2 separate regions of the Homo sapiens genome follow, and region 1 is linked to region 2. A link is a contact called in ENCODE Hi-C or POLR2A ChIA-PET data. All regions are on one chromosome and are shown on one strand. Each heading gives the region's core, a stretch centred on a gene start or an enhancer-like site at or near the end of the contact. The rest is flanking DNA. Distances are from core to core; before and after follow the strand shown.

Region 1 (2,756 bases), core at 236-2,735, 410 kb after region 2:
AGTTTGTTAGGAAAGTTTGTAATGAGGGATTTGCAAGTGAACATGGTATGGTGGAAAAAGTGATGAGGATTTTTGAGCAAATTTTCTGCATGTTAGTGCTCTTATTGATTATATACTTATTGGATATTTGAAAGAAAAAGAAGTAAAGCATAAAGCTTGGGTTTATTTAATGCCCTCAGAAGGCTAGGTTGAGGAAAATAATAAAGAAATTTTCCGAGCTACTACCGTTTTGGAGTTAAAACAGATCATGGAGCCTCCATTAACACACAAGATACTTTCTTACTGCTTTAATAAAATAAATGATAAGATTCTGTTAAAACAAACAGAATATAGTTTAATCTACGTGACACCATCATTCTGGTTGGCATAGTAAAACTGATGAATGACTAACAGTACCTACAATTACGCTCTTTTGTACCAATAAAATTTATTTAAGGCTGGGCATGGTGGCTCATGCCTGTACCAGCACTTTGCCAGGCGGAGGTGGGAGGATCACTTGAGGTCAGGAGTTAGAGACCAGCCTGGCCAACAAAGCGAGACCCTGGTCTCTACCCCCCTCCCCCAAAAAAAATGCTGGGCATGGTGGTATGTGACTGTAGTCCCAGCTACTCAGGAGGCTGAGGCAGGATTGCTTGAGCCAGGAGTTGCAGTCTGCAGTGAGCTATGATGGTGCCACTGCACTCCAGCCTGGGTGACAAATTTATTTAATTGGTTTTGGTTTGATTTTGTATTATTATTACTAAAACTCCAGAAAACTTTTACAGCAAAAAAAAAAAACAACAAAAAACAAAAACAAGAAAGAAAGAAAAGGAAAGGAGGATGGGAGAAAGGCAGGAAGGGAGGGAGGAAGGTAGGAAAAGAGGAAGGGAGGGAGGAAAGAAGGCAAGCACGCAGGCAGATGCCTAAATAAAGAATACATAGGGGCCTGGACAAATAAATTGCTTTATGGACTGTTATGCACCCATACAATAAGTTAGACTTACATGATGAGTAAAGCTTTTTAGGATACATGAAGTGAAAACGTTAAAATAAGCGGGGGAGAAAAGGCTAAATATAAAATAATGCCATTGTGTGTGTGAGAGAGGATCACAATGATATACAAATTCCAGGCTAACGGTGACAGTGGCTGCCTCGGGGAGTGGGACTAAGGAGGGGTAGGTGGGGTTTGACATTTTACTTTATTAATTTTGGTATTGTCTGAGGGTTTTTAAACCATAAATAATGTATTAATTTTAAAAATGCTTTTAAAAATCATCATTTTCAATAGTTAACGGTCTATGCTTCATCAACGTTTTCCGTTTAAAACCTGTGTGCGGCCCACACACGTATGACATTCTGATTATGTGATTCACTGCTGAAAAAGAACTGGACGCCAGGAAATTGGGGGTTGAGTCCGAAGCAAGGTGAACGCCGGACATCGAGACATGGAATCCTAGACCGGCCCGGAAGTGCCTCTGCTCCGTCCGCCTTCGAGGAGAGGTCGGCATCTTTGTTCCCTGCCCGGCCATTGTTCGTGCCGCGCTTCTAGCAACGCCGGGCCGGTAACCCCCTCTCCCTCCTTGCGCGTTCCGGGTCTCGTGAGTTGGCTGTGGGGACCGGGAATGGAGGCGGGTCAGGGAGGGTGGGGCTGGAAAAGGGGTGTGGAAAGTGAACCTCAGCCGCTGGGAAGTGGGAGCCGGAGGAGGGGGCGGCGGTCAGTGCCGGGCGGCTTCGGGCGTCCCCTAGACCAGAGTGGTCATCCCCAGCTGTGGGGACATTGTACAAGAAAGGGTTGTAGGAGGACTGCGAGGCTGAAGGGTCACCTCGGTGAATAACGACAACAGGCTTAGGACTCAGGGAAAGAAACACCCGGGAGAGGAAGTTAAGGACAATTAAGACTTTGGCAGCCTTCACGATGGAGAACCTGTATACCCTCTTACCTCTAGATTCTGAAAGCAAATTAAGGGGCGTTGAATGGACTGGTTTTCAAGCGCAGAATGTAGCAGTTCCCGATTCCCTTTTCCTTAGTTCATTGATTCTCAAACCTTATAATACATACAAATCACTGAGGAGCCCGTTAAAGGGCATATTCTGGGTCTCCCTGTACTTCTCTCCACCTCCCAATTCAGATTCCCCAGATGTCTGCCATAGGGCCTTTCAAGCTGGAATTCAGCTGCTGCGCTGTGCTTCCTGGCATTTTGGAGACACACATTTTGGGAACACCCCCATGGGTTTCAGGTGCTTCCTGCGTCTGTGGAGAAAACTTTTCCCTTGGGCTTCTTTGGCTTCTTAGGATTGTCCTCAAAAAGAAGTTGACCTTGGGCAATCTACTTAACTTTCCCTGGCTTCCATTTCTTATCTAGTGAAATAATTATTATAATAAAACCTCAGTGGGTAATTGTGAGGATGAAATATAGTCTTGTATCTGAAAGCATATTGTAGACTTGTGCAGTGTTGACTGTTATTCTTCAGTAGCAGCAGGGCGGTGTGGAAAGCTCCAGGACTTGGAATCCACCTAAGCCTTTCTTTCTGTAAATTTAGTGAAAATAATACTAACCTTAAATGGTTGTTTTGAAGATTAAGAAAACTGAAGTAAATAGTAAAGTAAATGTTGGTTCGTTCATTTAGTCGACAGTAACAATATTTCCATTTATTCTTTCTCTAAGTTGATGTTTATACAGTGAGTTCAAACTTTTTATTCAGACTTTCTGAGTGATCGGTGCAGTCCCTAATTCATGGGCTGTTTTCCTCCATGAACTCTGTGAAGCATTATTGCT
Region 2 (2,778 bases), core at 112-2,611:
GATATAAAAACAAAAAAAAAGCTTTAATTAATTAATTAATTAATTTTTGAGACAAAGTCTTGCTGTGTTGCCCAGGCTGGAGTGCAGTGGTATGATCTTGGCTCACTGCAACCTCCGCCTCCTGGGTTCAAGCAATTCTCTTGCCTCAGCTTCCCGAGTAGCTGAGATTACAGGTGCCTGCCACCATACCCAGCTAATTTTTTTTGTATTTTTAGTAGAGACAGGGTTTCACCATGTTGACCAGCCTGGTTTCAAACTCCTGACCTCAAGTGATCTGCCTGCCTCGACTTCCCAAACTGCTAGGATTACAGGCGTGAGCCACTGCACCTGGCCAAGAAGCTTAAATTTAAATGAGACAGAAATAGCACAGAGGCATTTGGGCTTTTGGGAAAAAAGTAGAGGCCGTTCAATGCAATGGGTACATTCAAGCTATGACTTGGAGGTTCATGGTCATGGTTGGGTGGATTCTACCTAGGAGTGCTATGTTTGTTAGTAACTTCACACTTAAATCCAAATGTCACAGCTGATTATTATTAAGCAAGGGTTAAATTCTTTGAAAAGAAAAAAAAATCTAGTTTTCTGTCTTTAGGCTTGTGAGTACTGTGAAGTGTCTCAAAAAGACTAATTCCTACAAGAAATGGTTATGGGCTTGGATTTATTGTGAGACAATAAAAGAGTAACATTCGAATAAGTTTTGAGTCTCACATTTTGAATAAAGGCAGGCACACTAGGCAAGGGGTAAGGGCCGATACTTAGGGTCTCCTTTTAGGGGAAGGATTCTCTGTCTCTTTTTTTTTTTTTTTTTTTTTTGAGATGGAATCTTGCTCTGTCAACCAGACTGGAGTGCAGTGGCATGATTTCGGCTCATTGCAAGCTCCACCTCCCGAGTTCACGCCATTCTCCTTCCTCAGCCTCCCGAGTAGCTGGGACTACAGGGGCCCGCCACCATGCCCGGCTAATTTTTTGTGTTTTTAGTAGAGATGGGGTTTCACCGTGTTAGTCAGGATGGTCTCAATCTCCTGACCTCGTGATCCACCCGCCTCGGCCTCCCAAAGTACTGGGATTACAGGCGTGAGCCACCGCGCCCAGCCAGGATTCTCTTTTTGGGTAGAGATTAGCTGTTTTTGAGTGAAGGGTGGCAAGACACACCACCCCAAAATATGCCACATTGACATAAAGAATATTTGAGTTGAGGGCAACTAAGAAGAAGCAGATACAAGAAAACTCTCTGCCCTCTCCCTATTTGCCTAAAAGCAGGACATAAATGTACGGAGGTGTCTCTCCTCCCCTCTCTACCAGAAAGGGCAAAAATTAATCACCAGAGACAACATCAGACTCTCATCAGCCTGGAGAGGGCACCAGAGCAATCTGCATAACAACTTTACTAACCAGCCTTTATCTACCATTAATTTCGTATATATTTGCCTTCCCACAATTTGTCACTCCTAAAAACTCAAAATCCTTTTCCTTTGTCTTCTAATTTCTCTAAAAACTTATTGATCTTATTAAAGATGCTGTATATAAACTGGAGTTTTAAGTCACATTTTTTAGTTACTCATTTCTGGGTACACTCACATGAGACATGTGCTGTACCCATGTTAATAAACTTGTTTGTTTTTCTCTTCTTAATCTGTCTTTTGTCACAAGGGCTCTAGCTGAGAACTCAGAAGTGTAGAGGGAAAATATTTTTTTCCTCCCCTACATGAGGCTTCCAGGAAAACCAGGTTTTCCTGACAAAATTAACGACAAACTTTGACAAACTTTCTACTCTCTTAGGTATCTTCTTGGTTTTCCAATGTTTTTCTTTCATATCTTAAATCTGTTTACTATGTATGTCTTCATTTTAACTGTATGTATAAACATATTCTCTTTATTGATATTGTGATGATGTTTGAAGTGTGAAATGAAGAACAGGCCTCAAAAAGAGTCTTCAGCCAGCCTCGGTGGTTCATGCCTGTAATCCCAGCACTTTGGGAAGCCGAGGTGGGTGGATCACGAGGTCAGGAGTTTGAGAGCAGCCTGACCAACATGGTGAAACACCACCTCTACTAAAAATCCAAAAAATTAGCCGGGCCTGGTGGCATGGCTACTTAGGAGGCTGAGGCAGGAAAATCGCTTACACCAGGGAGGTGGAGGTTGCAGTGAGCTGAGATCAAGCCACTGCACACCAGCCTGGGCGACAGAGCGAGACTCTGTCTCAAAAAAAAAAAAAAAAAAAAAAAGCCTTCATTTGATTATATTTGATTTTTATTTTAGCTATTAATATATTCTAATAGCTGTTTAGAAGTTATATCAAAACATAAAACTCTAAGCATTTATTCAAATATATTAGAAATTTAAATGACATAAAAATTGTTAAGTACTTTATTTGGACTAGTGCAAATAGCATAAATGTGAATTTAAATATATACAAAAAGTTAAGTAATTGAATATCAATAAAATATTAATAAACAGTAAATATAAATTTTCTATATGTGACTAGTGAGATCTACTAAGCTAGTCTAGCCATTTTTCTCAATTATCTCCATTATTTCCTAAAGTATCCTGTGGAGTAACTCTGATTGCCTTTACTCTCATTAAAAAGATGAGGAAATTAAGACAAAAACAGCAAAAGTATCTGCAACGAAGCCACAATTTCAGTCTAGGTTTGTTTGATTGCAGAGGCTGAACTCACTATTCTCCAAAGTAAATATTTACATGGAAACACTAAAAAACAAAGAAATTACATTTTAAATTGTGTCAAGATTACACTTTCTTTAGAGTTAAAAGAATTCCACA

What was found. A loop is a pair of places that touch in the nucleus more often than their neighbours do. ChIA-PET counts read pairs that join two places held with the same protein, here RNA polymerase II (POLR2A). Pooled maps may share reads with other maps.
Region 1: a pooled map shows a loop between it and region 2 (2.9-fold over the local background). The contact joins the promoter of ZSCAN9 here to the enhancer-like site in region 2. A Hi-C loop is called at or near these places in 2 of 168 maps with a recorded cell type or tissue (MCF 10A and mammary epithelial cell), 9 of 37 single-sample maps with no recorded cell type and 6 of 50 pooled maps. POLR2A ChIA-PET finds 5 or more read pairs at or near these places in 5 of 52 experiments (B cell, HepG2, K562 and 2 more).

The regions. Positions count from the first base shown.
Region 1 is chr6:28,223,790-28,226,545 of GRCh38, forward strand. It overlaps ZSCAN9 (zinc finger and SCAN domain containing 9), which reads left to right and starts at 1,486. Exons shown (of 4, transcript NM_006299.5): 1 at 1,486-1,577. RefSeq lists an enhancer at 1,291-1,390.
Region 2 is chr6:27,818,541-27,821,318 of GRCh38, forward strand. No RefSeq gene overlaps it. Among named protein-coding and RNA genes, the nearest start is that of H4C11, 4.2 kb to the right of the region's middle. Within about 2 kb of position 1,362, at least 4 of the 41 ENCODE cell types and tissues checked have a DNase peak (open chromatin) inside an H3K27ac peak, as active enhancers do.